Regions from separate parts of the Homo sapiens genome. Here region 2 is linked to region 1. The links are chromatin loops, found by intact Hi-C in ENCODE. Cell type or tissue: GM12878. All regions are shown on one strand. Links, peaks and the distances in the headings refer to the core of each region. The heading gives the core; the rest is flanking DNA. Region 1 has its middle 34 kb from the start of PLPP4. Region 2 holds the start of LINC02930 (long intergenic non-protein coding RNA 2930).

What was found. A loop is a pair of places that touch in the nucleus more often than their neighbours do. Peaks named below come from ENCODE experiments on the same cell type or tissue, not always from the same donor. Only the 100,000 strongest peaks of a DNase experiment are listed, where the experiment ranks them.
Region 2: it touches region 1 in a loop (3-fold over the local background); 7 of 110 quality-filtered maps call a loop at or near these places.

What each region holds. Positions count from the first base shown.
Region 1 is chr10:120,418,093-120,428,636 of GRCh38, reverse strand. No RefSeq gene overlaps it. Among named protein-coding and RNA genes, the nearest start is that of PLPP4, 34 kb to the left of the region's middle. In GM12878, for the core only: a CTCF peak has its summit at 5,100 (motif pointing left); a DNase peak (open chromatin) is centred at 5,096.
Region 2 is chr10:120,602,310-120,611,881 of GRCh38, reverse strand. LINC02930 (long intergenic non-protein coding RNA 2930) reads right to left here and starts at 3,300. Exons shown (of 5, transcript XR_002957103.2): 1 at 3,109-3,300. In GM12878, for the core only: no CTCF peak of the experiment used is centred there; DNase peaks (open chromatin) are centred at 4,145 and 5,501; H3K27ac peaks cover 774 bases.

The DNA.
Region 1 (10,544 bases), core at 996-8,995:
AAGGACACTGAGTGGATGAAGACAATCTGGTCATGGTCATGAAGACAATCGGCCATTGGATGATAGCCAATCTGGTGCTGGAACCTCAGTGGTACTCTCTGATGGGTCTCACCACTGTGGGGGTTGCCCTGCCTGGAGCCATCAAGGTCCATCCCTCACTCAACCACAGCCCCTGCCCCAGATGCCCTGGGTAGCCAAACCAGTGTCTGTAAACTGTAAACAGATCTTGGTCTTAAGTAACTTTTAACCATTGCTTGTGGCTACCTGGAGGGCTGTGGCCAGTGACTTCTGACAGCTGAATCAGAAACTTGCCTTCATGGATTTGCAATGTCTGAATGGGCTGGGGTGGGGCAAGGACAGCCTCAGATTGCCAGAACACCATCTCTGCTCTTTCATTGCTTTTAAGACAGTATTTTTCATACTTCAGTGAATTATTTACTTATATAAAAATACATGTACTTGTATTTATTTACAAGTACTTATGTAGTACTTTCTATATTCCAGACAGTCTTCTAGGGGTCTTATAAATATTAACTCTTTTAATCTTTATAACAATATTGAAGCAGAGGTTGTTTTTATCTTCATTTTTTAAGTGAGGCAACTGAAACACAGAGAGGTTGAGAACTTTGCCCACAGTTGCACAGCTGGTAAATGGCAGAGCCAAGGCAGTCTGTCTTCCTAATTTGTGTCAAGCTGTTTATATGGGGTATATATAAGTTAATGGCAAAATAAAGCATATCAATAAAAACAAACAATGTATTAAATTCTGGTTACTGTTGCCTATCCTGAGTCTTACTTTCTGTTTGTTGAAGGGGAGATTAAGGAGTGTTTTTAGAGGCATTAAAGGAAATAGCACAAAACTGATGCCTTCTCATTGACATAATTGGAACTGAAAGAGAACTGCAAAGTGAGTAACTTTCTTATTTTGTGGGTCAATGTTATTTAACACCACAACAGAGCACAATTTATGGTACCTGTTAGGGAGAAAATGTGCTGATAAATTATCACTTTTGTGCCATAAGTGTCAGAGGGCAGTTTGTTTTCTCATAGTTTCAACCTCTTCTTGATAACCCTGTGTGCTGATGCTTTGTTGGAAAGATCTTATCTTTTTTTGCACAAACTGTCTTAGCCCTAGTCACGTGATTAGAAAATCCCTATAAGTTGGGTCTAAATTAACCAAGCCTTTATGGTTGAATATTTCCAATCAACACACGATCAGCAGTTAATAGGGATCTAGGATGGTGGTTCTTAACTTGAGGTCTCTGGACCAGTAGGATGGGCATCACCCAAGAACTCTTTAGAAATCCATATTCTCTGAGCCACCCTAGGCCTACTAAATTAGAAACTGTGAAATAGGGCCCAGCAATCTGTGTTTGAATAAAGACCTTCAAGTTCAAAAAATCTGGTCTTTAAAAAATAGGCAAACCTAGTACACAACCATAGTAAAAATTTCATGGAAATTTCTTGTCATGAGTTAGATTTTTAAGAGCTTATATGGAATCAAATCCTGCCTCTACAATTTACTGCTTATGTGACCTTCGGCAAGTCATTTAACCTCTGTAAATCTCAGTTTCCTTTTCTGCAAAATAGGAACGATAAGACCTGATATATAGGGTGTTACCCAGTAAATTAATAATGCATGCAAAGGCTGAACAGTGCATAGTATATGACAAACACTCAAGATATGTTTGTCACTGGTATCATTACTCTTACCATCATTATTGGTGCAACAGCACTTGATGAGAAGTATTTTAAAAGGAAAAGGAGGCCAAGCATGGTGGCTCATGCCTGTAATCGCAGCACTTCGGGAGGCTGAGGCGGGTGGATCGCTGGGGGTCAGGAGTTCAAGACCAGCCTGGCCAATATGATGAAACTCCATCTCTACTAAAAAAAATACAAAAATTAGCTGGGCCTGGTGGGTCACACCTGCAATCCCAGCTACTTGGGAGGCTGAGGCAGTAGAATCACTTGAACTCAGGAGGTGGAGTTGCAGTGAGCCGAGATCACACCACTGCACTCCAGCCTGGGTGACAGAACAAGACTCTGTCTCAAAAAAAAACAAAAAACGGAAAAAGATTGTCAGTGAGTCACAGATGAGAATTCTAAGACAGGAAGAGGTATTCCAGCTCGGCAGCTCAGAGGGTAACTAGGCAAGGATTGTAGACTGAATCCATCTTGTTCAAAATATGTGACTGCCTACTCAAACTCTTCCTCCCACTAGCCTACTACTAACTAGAAACATCTACATTCCTCTCTCTGAAGATCCCTAGAATGCAGAAATGGTCCTTTCACTAGGTATTTCCAGCCAGATTCTTCTCAACTAAGGAAAGATAGGAAGAGAAAGAGTTGGGGAGGGAAACGGGGTGGCAAGGAGAACAGGCAGGATAGGGGCAGGGAAGAGTAAGAAGGGTGGACCACTCCTAGGCAGATCTCAGCTCTTCTTCCACCCCACCCCCTCTCCAAGGCCCCTCACCTCTTGCAGCCCCCATGCCCTGCCTTTAAAATGTGTAACTCTCGTTTCCTTAATGTTCCCCCATGCAGGCTGGAGTTTTGTAATCCAAGCTTTACTAAAACCAAAGGAGAGGAAAAAGAAAAAAGAAAAAGAAGCCTGAAGAAATAAAAGAAACAAACAAAATCCAGAAAACAAGTGGTGCACTCTGAGGACTGGGGTTTGATCCTACAATAGTAGCACAACAAGGACCTGCTAATTGATTTTCTCCATTAAAATGTAATCAGAGGGCTATCCAAATAGAAATGCCATCATCCCAGGGGAGCCCAAGTTGATAGGCAGATTTTTTTCTCTCTCTCACCTGAAATTCTACCCCCAGATCACATATCTTTAATCTTACTCCTACTTGCTCCTTTGGGCTAAGTCAACCAAAGGCAGGTAAGATCAGGACACCTGGCACAGAGGTGACTTGAGAAGATGTGAAAGATGAGAAAGAGTCCATCTGATAGAAGATGAGACAAAAATGAACAACAACTGAGTACCTAATATGTGCCAGGAATCTTAATTAATCCACATAACAAGTCAACAAGGCATTAATAAAAATAGCTATTGTTATTGAGTACTCACTATGTGTCAAGCATTGTCCTCAGCACTTCACGTAGCTTCATGAATTTAACCCTTATCACGACTTCATGAACTACATATTATTATGATGCCCCTTTTTCAGATGAGGAATTTGAGGCATGAAGAAATTAAGAATCGGGTCCTAAGTCATACAGAAGCAAACAGCAGAGCCTGGAGTTGAACCCAGGCACTCTGACTTGAAAATCCACCCTTTTAAGCAATGTCCTTGTAGGAAGAAAGACCAACAATACTACAAAGGTACAGAGGCCTGAGGATGAACAGATATCCAGAAAGAGTCAGGAATTAGTCAGGAAAGTTCCTCAAATGTTGAGAAAATGTTATGGTTTCAGGTTCAGGAGATTGTTTGCATGAGATAAAGAGGATGGAGCTGCCCTGAGGCTTGAGGCAGGTGCAGAAAAAGAAAACTCAATTACAAAGGGGGAAAAAAAATTGAGACCTGAAGAAGATGAGCTGCTATAGCAAGAGCTACATCAGGAGTCTTGGTTGTAAGGAAGAGAAGCCAGATCTAACTACCTTAAGTAGACAAGCAGTTTTTTGGATGGATTTCTATCAGTGATAGAAAAGAAAAAGAACCAGACTTAAAAAGCAAAAGCAGGCAAGAACAAGTGAGATCAAAGCAGCAGAAATTGCATCATGGTCACACCCAAAAAACAGTTCAGTTAGGACACTATCCCTGTGCACTTAACTGTGACCTGTCCCTGATTCTGCTACCATGGCTTTGAGTGACTGCTCAGTATACCCTCATTGGTATGCCACACCCCCAGGTGGGGCATCAGATTGAGCCAGGGTCCATGTCCCATTGAGCTTCTAGAATCTCTGGCAGAATCCTTTCTGCCATCAAGAGTCACACAACACAAGATTAATTATCCTATCCCTTCTCCTCCAGAACCCACAGCATCCATGGCAGCTTGAACAAAGATGCTCCTGTGCAAGTTTAGCTGAGATCCTGATGACCAGCTAGCCTGCATGCCATAGTACACAAACAGCTAGAAAGGTGTCCAAGAGAGAAGGGAACCAACATGCCTTCCGTCTCATTAGATATTTTAGCTTTAAAGACTTTTTCCTTGGGAGTTGTCATCAGCCTTGTGACAAATTCTCCTTCACTCAGAAAGACTCCAAAACCTTGAGGTCCAATGTCATCCAGATGACAAGGTTCTTATTATAAGTGATAGATGAGCAGTGGTCGACAAGGATGACCAAATGCTCCTGGAGTCAGCAGGCTGCAAACACCTCTGCCTCGTGACCCCTGTGAGCACATTGCTCTTTGAGTGACACGCGGAGGAACTGTAATAGGGGAAGGTGCTGGAGAGTAGGGGAAATTCATGCCTGTCTGCTGATCTCATATCCACAGAAGAAGTCCCCGAGACTGTAATACTTTCTTTTTCATCTGAGCGAGGGTTGGACCTGCATCCAAATTTCCTTGTCTACACTTGTGATGACCTGAAGATCACGGTGTAAACACTATGGCAGTGATCCACTTTGCCAAGCTCCCAAAGCTCTCCTATGTTGCAGGTTCATCTTTTTGCTTATTTCCAATTTGTCACTGGAAGGTCAGACAATGAGTCACTAAGCAGGATGCTATGAACATACTGAGTGCTTAAAGAATCTGGCAGCTGAAACCAAGGCAGAATGTGCACATTACGGAGAGAGCACAATTAGCACTGTGACTAAGAACCAAGCGGCTGACCAAGGGTGACAACAAAGGGAAACTTTTAATGATGAGATTTAATTTCCAAGGAAAAACCTCTAGAAAATTATAAACGCAGTAATTTGATTTAATCATCTGCATTTGAATAGCTCTGCATGAGCAACACATTTAAACATTTATAAAATTAAGATGCTAAAATTAATGTTGAGCTATTATAGAAGTGCTCATAATTGTCCAATGATCGTGCATAATTAAATAGCAATCTCCAACATTGCAGGATGGGGCCCCATTCAATGAAACTGTCAAGAGCCAACCTGGAAGATTTATTGGATGCAAAGTCTATGAGCCGTGAGCCCTCTTGTGGCCACAAAGCACAGTGCAGTCTAGGCCCTCCCTCTACCCTTGAGTCCTGGAGGAGTTTAGGGGGCCAAGAATCTAAGCATGAGGACAGGACCCCTGATTCTAAGAAAACTTCTGGGCAGTAAGCACACCCTCTCCTTCTGGATGCCAACAGAGATGCCAGGACAGAGCCCAAACCTTTCCAAGCCTCCAAGGAGGTGTTATCCAAGAACAACTCCTCCCATTTATATAGCTTCAAGTTGCTTTGATGTACAGTAGCCTTTGATCTGTAAGAAAAGCACTGTTGTCCCCATCTAAAGATGTTGAAACTGAGGCTCCAGAGGATGATGTGGCTTGCCCAAGGTCTTTCGTCCTTCAGTCTGATTTTAAATGCTGCCTCCCAAAAGAGGCCTTCCCTGACCATCCTGTATAAAGTTATGCCAGCACCCACCCACCCACACTAGGTCCTGTCAAGCACTAGAACCTCTTTATCCTATTCACTTGCTGACCACATGTTAGCTACATGTCTCCCACACTAGAATAGAAACTCTAGTGGGTCCAGATCTGTCTCACTCACACATGTGCCCCTGACCAAAACACTCAGGTATTAGCTGGGTGTGAGTGCCTAGACACCCTGCTTGGGTTGACCACAGGCCCCTCACACTCTGTGTCCAAAGCTCAACTCTTGAGCTGTCTTGTCCCACAGACACATTCCTCCTCCTGTCATTCATCATCTCAGTTTGGAGGCACCATTTCCTACCTAGTCGCATAAGCCAGAAATCAGAGTGTCTCTTGACTCCTCGGCATTTGAAGAGCCGGCCCCACATCTCCCATCCATAAGTAGCAGACACTGCCTTCTGCAAATCCTACATTCCAGTCGCTTGACTGTGCCCACCGCTCTCCATTTCCAGCCACGCTTTCTTTACAGAGGTCATGATCATGACTCATTTGCATTACGGCAAAAGCCTGCTGGCTGTCCTCCCCAGTTCCAGGCTATAGCCAGAGGGTACTTCCAGAAAGACAAAGCTCCCTTCCCTCTGTCACTTGGAACCCTCTAGGAGCTCCTAAAAGCTCCCTAGTGCTTTTAGGAGAAAGTCCAAAATAGCAAGCATGCCCAACATGGCCTGCATGATCCGGCCCCTGCTGCTCCTCCACCCTCCCCTCCTACACCCCATTCTACACTAACCCCTTTCATGGACATCATCTTACTGAATTCTCACAATAACCGTGCAAGGGAGACATTACCATTCCCATTTTATAAAATGAAGCAAGTTTGGAGAGGCAAAAGTAACTTGCCTGGGGTCCTGAAGCCTCCTGGTTTAAAACCCATTGCTTTTTGTACCTCCATCTGCTGTTCCCTACTGTCATCCTTGGCATTGGTAATGTTTGTTGAGCACCTCCTGTGTATAAGACACCATGCAAGACAGACTCTAGGACACCTTTTCTCTCCCTCCATCAGAAATGCACTAAGCAAGTTATAAAAAGCATTCTTGTTCACACACAGTTAGCAAGATACTAACTGGAGACCATCTGACTCCAGCGCCTTATATTCCAACATCTAGAACTGTGGCCCATCACAGGTACTCAATAAATAATTGTGAAGTGAATGATTGTCCATGCCCCTTCCTCCACTCCCTACCACCTTTTGGGAAGAACACTTGTCTGTAGTGTTATTAGAGCAGTCCATCTTATAAAAGGTAATGCCTAAGAAAACATGAGCCTCACTGATATTCGTCTCTGCTTCTTCAGGGTCCTATGAGTCTAGAAAACTTTTTTGTTTCGCCCCTCCATGAAGATGATAATTCTACCATCATACACGCCTCCCATTCCATTGACACATCCTATGGTGATGCTGATAAATAGCTGTTGTAAAGATGCTGGAAGACACCAGCCACACGTGGACTGTGTCCTGAAATTGCAATATGTCAGGGGCTTCAGATATGACCTGTATTGAGGTTAGAGTATAGACCCAAGTTCTTGCAAAGCCCTACTAAGGCAATGGCTGCAGGGAGGCAGAGGCAGTCCCAAGTCAGAAACGTGTTCCAGGCAACTGCTGATGACACGAGAGTTGTCCATTTACACTAGTTGCCATGGCAACCTTACCATCAAATTTGGAAAGTCTCATGAACAAGACAACCCTAGTGTTAGAGATTTCATGAGAAACACAGACAGATCCAGCCCCAGGGGATGGGTTTTCTTTTGAGGACTTCTCCATAAAGCCAGCCACAGGGTAGAAAGACTGTAAAGGCTGATAAGTGTGAACAGGAAAGCAATGAAAGCCTCTTGAATTTTCAGCCCACTAACTCAGGCTTTGTAAATATCAAAAACAGGTTGTTTTTTAATCTTTGCCCTGGCATGCAATTGTTTCAAAAACTATTTTTTGAATACACTAATGAAGAAAGGAATATATTTTTATAAAATTGGATTTTCTTATAAACTGAAACATAGAAATATATATATTATATAATTTTTCCATAAAACTACCTAGAAAACTAAAGTGGCTCTGAAGATTGGTTGTTCCAATGCACTGTAATTTGTGATTAGAACATCAACATTGACTAGTAGGAAAAACCAGGGATGTTAACCTAGGATCTTATGCTACTAGTAAGCTATTTGTCTCCTTTGAGGCTGGACATGATAATAAATAATATAGTACATGGTTGAAAACAGTTTGGAAAAGCTAAAATGCTAATCCAATATTAATAATGTTTGTTTAATCTCATCTCACCAGCCTTGGGGACTTGTTTCTGCTCACTTGGACCTTACTTCCTTTTTTCTGTGGGTATTAAATATTCCTATTCTGTTGTCTTTGGCCATCACATGGAACCTGAGGTCAGGCTGTGAGGACGTTGTGAAGTGAGTGTGTTTATGGGCACATGGCCACTTATCTTCGTGCACGGGTGGACACATAACATTGAGTGGAAACCTCTGGCCATCCTGACGTGACAAGCAAAAGCCTGGTGATTGGACTCTGACTCTTCTAAGCTTGGTTCAGGGCAAATGATTTCACTAAATTTGGTGGTTGGAATGTCCATTGTCACCTTTTCTGGGCACATGGTCCATAAGGATCCCTTCTTTTATTGGATGACAGCCCTGCCCTGCCCTGCCCACCGCTGTCCCACCCCATTCCATAACCATGACCAAGGCAGCCTCCAGCATGCATGTTGTAGGCTTCAGCTCTTGGGCTACATGAGGATCCTGTTTTGCTTTTGTTGAGACTTAATATATAAACCCCAACATAATTTGAGAAGAAAAAGAAAACACATTTTTATGAAATCTAGTACACAGCAATACCTGTGGTTCTTCACAAAGCTGCGCTTTATTATTTAAAATGCATAACTAGGACAGGCACAGTTGCTCACCCCTGTAATCCCAGCACTTTGGGAGGCCTAGATGGGCAGATCACTTGAGGTCAGGAGTTCAAGACCAGCCTGGCCAATATGATAAAACCCCATCTCTACTAAAAATATAAAAATTAGCCTTACCATAGGTGCCACATGTGATTTGAGGGGTCTTCAATACCCCTCACTGGATCAAAATGTCCACTCATCTCTACGCCTACCAGCTTATTCTCCAGAAGACTAGAGTGAATGAAAATAGACAGATGCTGCCTGAGAGCAGAAGAAAGCCTTTAACCATTCAGATCATCCCTTCCTTTCCCCACTCATTCTTTCATCCACTTCTCAATCATTTATTCTAAGAACTTGCTGAGCACCTACACAGTGCTATGCCCTGTACTAAGCACCGGGGACCATGGTGAAGAGGACCCAGACCTGATCTCTCCCCTTTCTCCCCATTCTCCCTTCACATAGGCTTTGCTCTTACCCTAGGACAATTGCACTTGGTGTTTCCTTAGCTAAAGTGTTCTTCTCACAACTCTTCAGCAAGCTCACACCTCCCCTATCCTTCTGGCATCAGCTCACAGGTCACCTTTACAGAGAAGTCTTCCCTGGCTACACTATAAAGGAGTCTCCATACTCTGCATTTATTTTTCTTTTTTTTTTTTCTTTTCTCTTTTTTTTTTTTTTTCATTTTTTTTGAGACAGAGTTTCACTCTTGTTGCCCAGGCTAGAGTGCAGTTGCACGATCTCGGCTCACTGCAACCTCCGCCTCCCGGGTTCAAGCGATTCTCCGGCCTCAGCCTCCCGAGTAGCTGGGATTACAGGCATGCGCCACCACGCCCGGCTAATTTTGTATTTTTAGTAGAGATGGGGTTTCTTCATGTTAGTCAGGCTGGTCTCAAACTCCCGACCTCAGGTGATCGGCCTGCCTCGGCCTCCCAAAGTGCTGGGATTACAGGTGTGAGCCACCGCACTCAACCGCATTTATTTTTCTTATAGCTGGTATACTTTTTTTTTGAAGTTCTTGGTTTATATTCTTCCTCCAGATCCTCTGCACCTGGCACATAATAAGGCATCATAGAATTTTTTTAGCACTTACTGTATGTCAGTTGCCCTTTTGAGTGATTTTTGTGCATGCTGCAATTTAATAATCACCCCAAGCCTATGAGGAAAATACTAACAGAGGCGGACAGAAGCAATATAACTTGCAGTTAATAAGGGGTGAAGCTAGATTTTGAACCAAAGAAGTTTCTTTTAGTGTCCCGTCTCCCAACCTCTACATTACATCAGCACTCAATTTGTCAGTCAGTATTTTGAAGAAATGAATGAAAAAACAAATATGAGAATGAATGAATGAGTGAAACTAAGAGTCTAGGGTAGAGGAGAAATATTAAAAAATTATTCAATCCCTACATAACTGCAAATAAATGTAGGCTGCAGTGCAGCCTACAGAGATGAAACCTAGTTCAAGGGATCAGAAAAGACCTGCCTAGAAAGTGATAATCTATTTAAGTGACAATGTAGAGGGTGCGTGACAGTTAGTGGGAGAAGAGGGTTATTCATCACATGGTTTATTGGTGACATTCGAAACATGGAAGGCAGATTGAACACTAGAATCAGACCTCACATTACAAAGAATATCTCCTGGTGATGATGTGGAGAAACAGGCAGGAATACATGGAGAATCCATGCTTTCTATAAGCACCTTGAAAAATTTAAAAGATACTCACTTTCAGGGCCGGGTGCAGTGGCTAATGCCTGTAATCCAGGCATTTTGGGAGGCTAAGGCGGCAGGATGCCTTGATGTCAGGAGTTTGAGACCAGCCTGACCAACATGGTAAAACCCCATCTCTACTAAAAATATAAAAATTAGCCAGGTATGGCAGTGGGCACCTGTAATCCCAGCTACTCTGGAGGCTGAGGCAGGAGAATCACTTGAACCTAGGAGGCAGAAGTTGCAGTGAGGCAAGATCACGCCATTGCACTCCAGCCTGGGCGACAGAGCCAGACTCCATCTCAAAAAATAAAAATAAAATAAAATAAAATAAAATAAATCCACTTTCTAACCCACCAATTTCACTTTTAACTGTCTATCTCATCAATATACTTGCACTTCTGTAAG
Region 2 (9,572 bases), core at 1,206-9,205, 180 kb before region 1:
AAACTCTATAAATATGAAGTCACTCATGTTTATTTCTCACTTAATGTGCTTAACAGCTAATTAACAAGATGTTTACAGAAAGTCCTTAGAGACCAGTAGACGGTCTCTGCCTTGGAAAAACCAAAGGCTGGGCTTGCTTGGATGAGAGGAGAAAAGCTTCTCACCCATGACACATGAAAATAACTAATACTTGATGAATTCCTCCCAGGGACTTAAGGTGCCCATCTCCTTTCCAGCCCGTATGAACTTTTTGAAAGTGTATCTCATCCTCACTTCCCCAACCCACACCTATAGTGATTTCAAAGTAAAAAAGTAAGAAAACCAAATAGCAAATATTGACAAGCTCCCAGAAGAAAGTAGAGAAATGCAAAATTGAGACTCTTACTTGGATCATGCCTTGGTTTTCTCTAGTATGCCTGGGGAGTTATGCCAAATTATTTCCTTGGCTTTAATAAGCACATTAAAAAGTGACCCAACATTCTATAACTATGATTTTATAAATAGCTACCTAGGACAACCTGAAGAAAGTGGCCGTCACCATGTCCATAGAATATATTGCCCCAAGAACAGGTGGAAGGAGAAAATGTTTTCCATCAGAACCTTTAAACAGTAGCTTAGATTTTGCTTAGCTTCCTAATAAATGTGATTAATGCAAATGTAAGCCTTTATTTTAAATGTAATCATCTCTGCCCCTGCACACAAGGCTCTTTACATGGAGAGTTAGGTGCCAAAGCAACTCTAACCATAAGAAGGAAGCTTGTTCATTCTCAGAATATGCTGAAGCTCACTGAATTGCAGAACTATACAATAGCTCCAAATGTTATTATGCCCATATGTCCAGGAGTTTAAGTGGCTTCTGCAGTGCCTCTTACTCATGTCATTGTGTGGGTGGCAGTGTTCTGGCCAACAATGACCATGGGATTGAGCATCTTGTATAATCATCTTACTAGGTTCTGAGAGTTATCCAGAACTGACAGCACAGGGCTGCTTACAGATGCTAATTAGAAGGGCAGCTCAAGTTATTTCCTAGATAATGAGGGGAAGTGTTTGTGATTTAACTTCTACCTACTATTGTTCCCTGTGGAGTTTTTGGAGGGAAGTAATTGCCTCATTGCTGCAAAGTGTTAACTTGGTTTGTGCTTTGTTCTTGCTGCCATAGCTTTTTCCTCCTCTGAACTCTGCATGAGTCTAAGGGTTATTTGTTCCCAGTGGCTTCAGATTCTTCCAGGTATTCTATTAAGATGACTGCTTAATTTCCAAGAGTCGAATGTGAAACATAGAATCTCAGTAGTTAGTCTAACATTTTCCTCAATGTTTAAATTCCCTTGTCAACGTACCCTATATGTGTTTGGTCTCTGCTGGAAAGTCTCCAGACAAGAAACTCACTACTCACTGGCAAGCCCATTTCTCTATTAAGAAAGTTCTTAAAACTGAACCAAAGTCTCTTTCCTACTCATTGGTTCTAATCCTTCCTCTGCCATGCAAGAAATAAGCCTACTCAGTTTCGTATATCATAGCTCTTGATGTGTTATACTCTGCTCAAACCCAGCAGCCACTCCCAACGACCTGTCAAATCCCGAGTGTCCTTTTCTCTAGCCAACGATGCTGCAATAGAATTCTGACTCTCTGGGTTTCTTTTTCTTTTTTGCTCTCATTATTTCTCTGATTAAGAGAAATTTTCCTCCATTCTTCCTTCCTTCCTCTTATTTTCTTCTTTCCTTCCTCCCGCCTCCCTTTCCCTATCTCTCTCTTCCTGTTACAAAACATATACAATTTAAAAACATTGTTCAGAAACACCATCACATGCCTCCACAAGTCTCTGCAGTCTCTTTGGTAGTACTAGACCCAGATCTGGTCCTCATAAGCATTGCTTTCTTGCTCCATAAAAAGAAAATCTCAGGTCCTATTTGTCTGTGAAATCATGGTAAAAAGTTATCTTTGGGGTCTTATTTTTCCCAGAATGCCAATACTGGTCTACTGAACCTAGACCTCATCTTTCCATTTCGTGACACAACTGCTTTCTTCTGAGCACAAAATGGAGCTGAGAGTCAAGACAATTACGCGATTACATTCAGATGACAAACTTTTTGGTCTTAGCATTTGATAGAAGAAAAAATATTTTATTAACATAAAACTTGCTGATGGGTATCCAAAGCCTCCACTTCATCACACACAGTGCAGACATGGCCTTTGAGTGCACACCAAGCTTAGTAACCTCCTTGCTCACTAAACTGTGGTGCTTCTCTTTTCACAAACATAAGCTGGGATCTTAGCAATTCCCCATCTGTCCACAGGTGAATATGTTATTTGAGAGAGGAGGCAGCTGCTACAACTCTTCATGGAAAACCAACATTGTAATTGCAAAAATAATTTGCAAATGATATTTCATGTGTTGCATTATTGCTTGTGATACTGATGGTTTATTAACCTACTTTCTTCTTATTTCTATGGGAAAACACAAAGACCTCATTTTTCCCTCAGATCACGTCAAAGTTAGGATGGATTTAAATGTACATTTATTTATTTATATACAGATATTCAGATAAGTTGGACAGCCACATCCCTACATTTTCTAAAATGACATAATGGGCATCAATAACAGGGTAAAATTGTGGCTCTGAGCCATCAGACAGAAACTGACGTTGCAGCCCAGCTGTGTGTACACAAACACTCAGGCTGATGAAGGAAGGCCACGGAATTCAAACCAGCACATCTTGCTGCTTTGCATTCAGCCTGCATCACCCGGGACAGAAAAACAGTGTGCTAATGAGAGAAAAAGTTGAACAACATAGAGTTCCTCTTTACAGGTTCCTAACATTATCTGGACAAACTGAGTGTTAGAGCTGGCCCGAGGGCTGATGGTGAGCAAGGGAACCGTCCAGGAGCAAATGAAACTGTCACGAAGGAAATGCCAGGCTCAGATAGACCCCACTCAGGAGGAAGGAAACCAGTGAGAAGGGAGGAAGGGGACCCCATCTCTGTTTCAGGACTTGGACTCATGGTTACTGTCCCTTGCTAAGAGCAATGTCCATTCTGTTCAGTCACGTGGGATGCAAACTCTAAACAAACCTTGATGAAGAGGAAAAGAGAATGCATTGGCTCAAGTACCTGAAAAGCCCAGGGCAGGGCTGGTTTCGGGCTTGGCTGGATTCAGAACCCAAGTGATTTCAGGAGTTCACTCCCTCCATGTTTTGCCTCTGATTCCTCTGCCTGGGATCCACCCAGAAGCACCTTCTGCAGTAAGATTGCTGGAGCTGTCCAGGTTCCCCATTCCATCCTCACAGCAACTCTAGCCAAAAGAGAGTTTCTCTTTTTCAGTGGTTTCCATTGAAACCATAGAACTGAGTCTCAGTAGCTCTGATTGGTCAGCTGTGGGCCACATGTTCATCCCTTAACCAATCACTATGGTCAGAGAGATATGGTATTCTCATTGGCCAGGCAGGGTCACATGCTCATCTCTGAAGCTGAGGTGGGGTCAGCCCCACATTGATCACTTGAACAGGGGAAGACTGAATCGTTATCAAAGAAGAGTTGAATTCTATCAAGGGGCCAGGAGTGTAGGACAGCAAACAAAAACAGGTAACCACCTCAGGTTAAAAAACTGCCTGAAGGGAGGGGTCACGGTTTACAGATGGCAAGGAAATCCTAGATACAATGCTAAATAGTGGCTTCATTAGTCATCATCCCACTTGTATCCATGCAGGCTAACAGATTCTGTCATGGATTAGGGCTCTGCTCTTACCAGCCATCATTCTGACCATGCCCACTGTTGAGGACTATGGCTCCCAAGTTGGTCTTGCCATGAGATTTTAAAAGCATGAAATTATCAAGGACAATTAGAATGAATTTGTCTTCATCATCAGCCAGTCAGAAGTTTTGAGAACTAATAATGCTTAAAATCTATAGTGATCGCCTTTAATTATTCTTTCAGCCTGTAAGTTTTCACGTTTTCTTGGCTGACTTTTAATAATGAAACCTGCTGACTTTTAATAGTGAAACCACTGTTCTGACTCATTATTTATATCAGGTGTGTTTCCAATGTGAACTTATAAAGTGGTAGACATTTCTTGGTTATTTTATGTTTTGTTAAAAGTATCAGGGATCATTATGTCTAAGTTTGTTAATTACGTTGATACTTCTCCCAAGGGTTCCATTACTCTCAATGTCAGACAACTGGGAGAAGTTGTTCTGAAAGTCATAGACAGCAGACAAGAGCCTTTTAACTGATGTATTCATTTCTTTAAGAGGCCATGAACTGGCAGTGTCTTCTCTCTGGAATCTCTGTTAGTCATTCCTACTGACTCATAGCAATTCGCTCTCTGAGCAGAAGTTCCCATGAGAGAAGACCCCACTAGATGGTGATGTCAACTGATGGAAGAATTTTGGATGATGTTTACAAAGCAAGGAGGTCTTGTGAGTCTCACCAGCAGGCCAGTGTCAAGTGGAAGAGGCCAGGCCTGGCTGTTGGCCATAGGCTTGGCTGGAATTGGCAAAGGTGCCATTTTAACTTCCACACCCTGCTCATGGCTACCCACTCTACTCCTAACCAAGCTATTTATACCACAAATGCCTGACTACAGATATGGGGACATAAGTGAATGAGAGAGAAAAAGAACGAGAATGGGAAGCATTTTCCCACTTGTGCCATTACAACTGGTCAGGTCCCCAAGCATTCACTTGTTGTCTTCTCTGAGTCTGACAGCCACTCTATGAGTTAGATAGGGCAGGTATTGCTGCCATTTTACAGATGAGGCTTGTCCAGGATCACACAGCCATCTTGGATCCACTACCCAGTAGAGCCTGTGGAATCCATCTCAAAGGGATTAAAAGGATTGAAAATCTGCCCTGCAGATACTGATCAGTCAAGACTTTCTGCATGTTCAGGACAGCTACTGTTCTTTCCTCTCACTATTTCAAATAGCTCAGTCTCAAACTCTAGGCTGATTTGAAGCCCTTGCCTCTTCTCTCTCCCAAAGAGTCAAAAGATATAGTAGCCAGGGAGCCCTTGAACATGCTCCTCCCAACAGCAGCCCGGAGTTCATGCAAGTGAAAGGCTTTGTGAAGACATCAGCCACCCTCTAGCAGATTATTTTATAAATCAGATAAGCCAATTTTTTTGTTTCAATGTCTTCACTTTTTTCTTCTCTTGTTTATTTGTCCAGTTAGTCACTCTCTCGGAGGTAAATTGCATTCCCTCCTGGGGCCACTAGTGTCCCAAAGGAAGAAGAGTTTGTGAACTGTGCTAATAATGCTACGGTATACCTAACCCAAACCCTGCCCTACGTGCTCTTTGCCACATGACTCAGATCATTGGTTGGTCTTCTGTGAGCCCTAGATCTTTCTTTTTAAAGTGTTAAGCCACTGTATTTTCAGTCCAATTTCTAATCATGGCTTTTACCCATTGTTAGTCAAAAGTAGAGAAGAGTATAAGGCCTTATGAGAAACCCGTGTCCATGGTGTTTAGAGAAGTATAGAACTTCAGAAGTCATCCAGTTCAAAGCTTTACGGTGGGTAATCACTAACAATTTCCTTCTCCAAGATTAGTCAGTAAGTAATAGTGAAAATAAGAGCCAGCTTCTCAGGTACTTGCCAGGGGCCAAGCACTTTTTCTAGATATTTTAAATGAATTGATTCATTTCATTTTCATAGTAACTTCCTCATTATCACCATGTTACAGATGAACAAACTGAAGGTAAGAGAATCTAGGTAACTCACCCAAAGCCACATAGTACAGCTGGGATGTAAATCTGTGGGTATGAACCTGTGTTTGAGCTATGATTTGCATAATTCTGGAGCTATTACTCTCACCCACTCAGCTATACTTTTTCAACCAAAAGAAGAGATTAAGCTTATGTATTTCTGTGTGTGTGTGTGTGTGTGTGTGTGTGTGTGTGTGTGTGTGTATAAAAGCATGTATAATAGGCCCTCCCTGCCTCCTTGCCCAGCTGAGGGCCTGGGGGAGGGAGAGACCCAGAGCACAGGACAGCAAAGCTTCTCATTCTTTTTGATTCTCTTTCAGCAGCAAAGATAGAACCTGAATTAATATCTCAATAAATGATCCTTCCCTCCATGGACCAGCCAACGAGCACTCAGCGCTATTCACTCATCTTTTAGCTGGTGTAGGGGACAAGGAGATATGAGTGTGAAGATAATTGTAAAAATTTCAAAGGTTTTTGTTTCTTACTGAAATGACAAAGCTTGAGAGGTTCCTCCCTCCAGTCTCAGGATAATGAGACAGCATTTGCACACTTAAAGAGATTTTTCTCTCTTCTGAATGCTATTGTGTTCCACAAAAAAGCTCTGCTCTCAGTGTAGGGGAGGCTGATGAAGTTTTACTGTAGCCAAACAGGCAGCCTGATAATATGACAGGACGACAGAGAGAGACAACAGTGACAGACAAACAGAGAGGCAGAGAGGTGCTGGTAGAAGAATGAGCAGAGAAGTCAGAAACACACTGTGATGTATAGAGACAGAGAAAAGACACCCCAAGGACATAGAGACCAAGGCAAAACCACAAAAGAGAACATAGCCAGAGTTAGAATGCACCAGTGCCCAGCTGTACATTAAATATGCTATCATTCCCCAAACTTAACTCATTTCAAATTAAAGAATAGCTATACTACTTAGGCCCCTTGGGGAAAAAAAAATTAATTGAGTGGGCTATCATATTGCAAACCTGCTTCCAGGTAGGTATCTGGCCACTCAAAGCAGTAATATATTTACTATCTGTTGCCCACCCTCCATCCCCAAACACCCCTCTGCATGCATTTGGTCTCTCAGAACCTGTCTGGTGTTGGTTTAAAAGCTGCCATGGCCTCTTTTTTTCTGGCCATTCTGGCAAATGTCTCTTAGTTTGCAAGTGTGTTTTAATCAATGGGCCTACAGCTCCAAGTGTGCAACTGACAGCTTCTTGAAAGATCTTTGCAAATCACATTGGAGTAAATAATCATATGAGAATGGATTGGGGTGTCTGCTTTATAAATGAGTATGATAGCCAATACTTAGGTTAAAAAAAATAAAGAAGGTTTTTGTTTGGTTTGTTGGTTTGCTTTGTTTACTGGAAAAATGTCATTCAAGGTATCTGGGTTTGGTTGATTTGTTGTTGTTGTTTTTGCTTCTCTCCCCACAGCCCAAATGAGACAGCTTTGAACTTCCTGAAACACTTTTAGAAGAACAAGTCTTCTGTATCCTATAAGAAGGAAAAGACAGTAGAATTTGTTTCCAGATTTTATCTAACATAAGAAGGCCCTCAGGGAACTGTAGCATAATTGGAATGATGCGGCCCCAGGTATCAAGAGTTCTCTCTTTTAGCCATCAACTTGGGTAAGGAGCCTAAACTTGGCAAGCCAACCTTATAGGGATAATGGCAACAACAAAATAACATGATGTACCCATTCATTAATGCGGAAATATTAATATATTGAAGGCCCCCTCTGGGGACAGGGCTATGAATGAGACAGAGGGGATCCCTGCTCCCAAGAAGCCTGCACTCTAGAGAGGGCAGAAAGGAAATATATATATATGTATTAGTACAGTAGGGCTGCCGTAACAAAGTGCCAAAAACTAGGTGGCTTAAACAACAGAAAAGTACTGTCTTGCCATTCTGGAGCTGGAAGTTCAAGATCAAGGTGTTAGCAGGGTTGGTTCCTTCTGAGGGCTGTGAGGAGAATGAATCTGTCCCAGGTCTCACTCCTTGGCTTGTAGATGGCTGTCTTCACATCGCCATGCTTCTGTGCAGATCTGTGTCTAAACCTCCTCTTCTGAATAATGATGCCAGTCATGTTGGGTGAGGGCCTGCCCTAATGACCTCATGTTCACTTGATTACCTCTGTAAAGGCCTTGTCTCCAAATAAGGTCGCATTCTGAGGTACTGAAGGTTAGGACTTCAACATACAAATTTTTGGGACAGGGACAATTTGACCCATAAGAATATATGAATAATATAACTGTGACATGAAGGAACTTAGGAAAATACAATAAAAACTAATTGTGTGTGTTGGGGGAGGGGGGAGCCGTCACAGTGACGGCAGGGCTCAGGAGGTGGCATTGAGGCTGAGGCCTGAAGGAGGAGAAAGAACTAGGTGAGGGAGAGCCATCCAGGCAGAGGCACAGCAGCATGGTCAGAAACCGCTCAGCTGGTTTTGAAACCGTTCCCCAAAAAACTTTATAAAACTGATTAAAGGAAAAAAGAAAAAATTCAACTAGACTAGCAACACAATCAGCAGAAATCACTAAGCCAGCTTGCCCTTTGGCCCACTTCCTTGTAGCCGGTCGCTGCTCACAACCCCAGAATAAGGTAGCCCTCCTCACAAGGCTCTTTGTTCTACGGATAAAATCTAAGCGTTTCCCCTTTAGATTCTGCAAACTGACAAAACTATCCATCCCCCTCCTCTGAAGGGCCCACTAAGCAGCTGACTCCTGGAAGACACAGTTTCCACATCCTGATAATTTCACTCCTTTACCGGACCAATCGATGACCCCGTATTTACCCCGTATTTTCCAGCCCCTCATCCTCCACAATCCCCTTAAAAACTCTTGCCCAGAACTCCTCAGCAAACAGATTTGAAGCTGGGAATTCCTCCCGTTTTCTTGTTCAGCGGCCTTGCAATTATTAAACTCTTTCTCTGCCGCAAACCCTGCTGTCTGAGTATTGGCCTATTGCTGCACAGTGGGCTGGTGAACCCGGCAGTTTAGCAACAGTTTGATGTGCAAAAGAGAGAGAGTCCAGATGAAAATATACAGTGATGTGGATGGATGAATCTTAAATGAGAAAAAAATCCAAACCCAAGGACAACATCTTGTATGATTGTATTTATATGACATCCTAGAAAAGGCAAAAATCAGACAGCAGAAAGCAGACCTAGGGCTGCCTGGGGCCAGGGATGAAGAGCAAAGAAGCAAAAGCAGCTTTGAGGATGAGGGAAGTGCCTTCTATCTTGGTGGTTACACAGTTATGTATTAGTCAGCGTTCTTTAGAGGGACAGAAGCTGAGGGGCAAGGAAAACCAATCCAAGTCCCAAAACTGAAGAACCTGGAGTCTGATGTTCGAGGGCAGGAGGCACCCAGCACAGGAGAAAGATGCAGGCTGGGAGGCTAGGCCAGTCTTGCCTTTTCATGTTTTTCTGCCTGCTTTATATTTGCTGGCAGCTGATTAGATGCTGCCCACCCAGATTAAGGGTGGGTCTGCCTTTCCCAGCCAACTGACTCAAATGTTAAACTCCTTTGGCAACACCCTCATAGACACGCCCAGGATCAATACTTTGCATCCTTCAATCCAATCAAGTTGGCACTCAGTATTAACCATCGCATATGTCATCCTAGAAAAGGCAAAAATCAGACAGCAGAAAACAGATCTAGGGCTGCCTGGGTCCAGGGATGGAGAGCAAAGGAGCAAAAGGCAGCTTTGAGGATGAGGGAACTGCCTTCGGTCTTGGTGGTTACATAGTTATTATGTACAAGGATCACAATTCAAACACCGTACACTTAAAACAAGTGAAAACTGTTCTCTGAAAACAGTGCCTTAATAAAAAAGGAACACACACATACACACTTGGGCTGCAGTGGAAAATGGA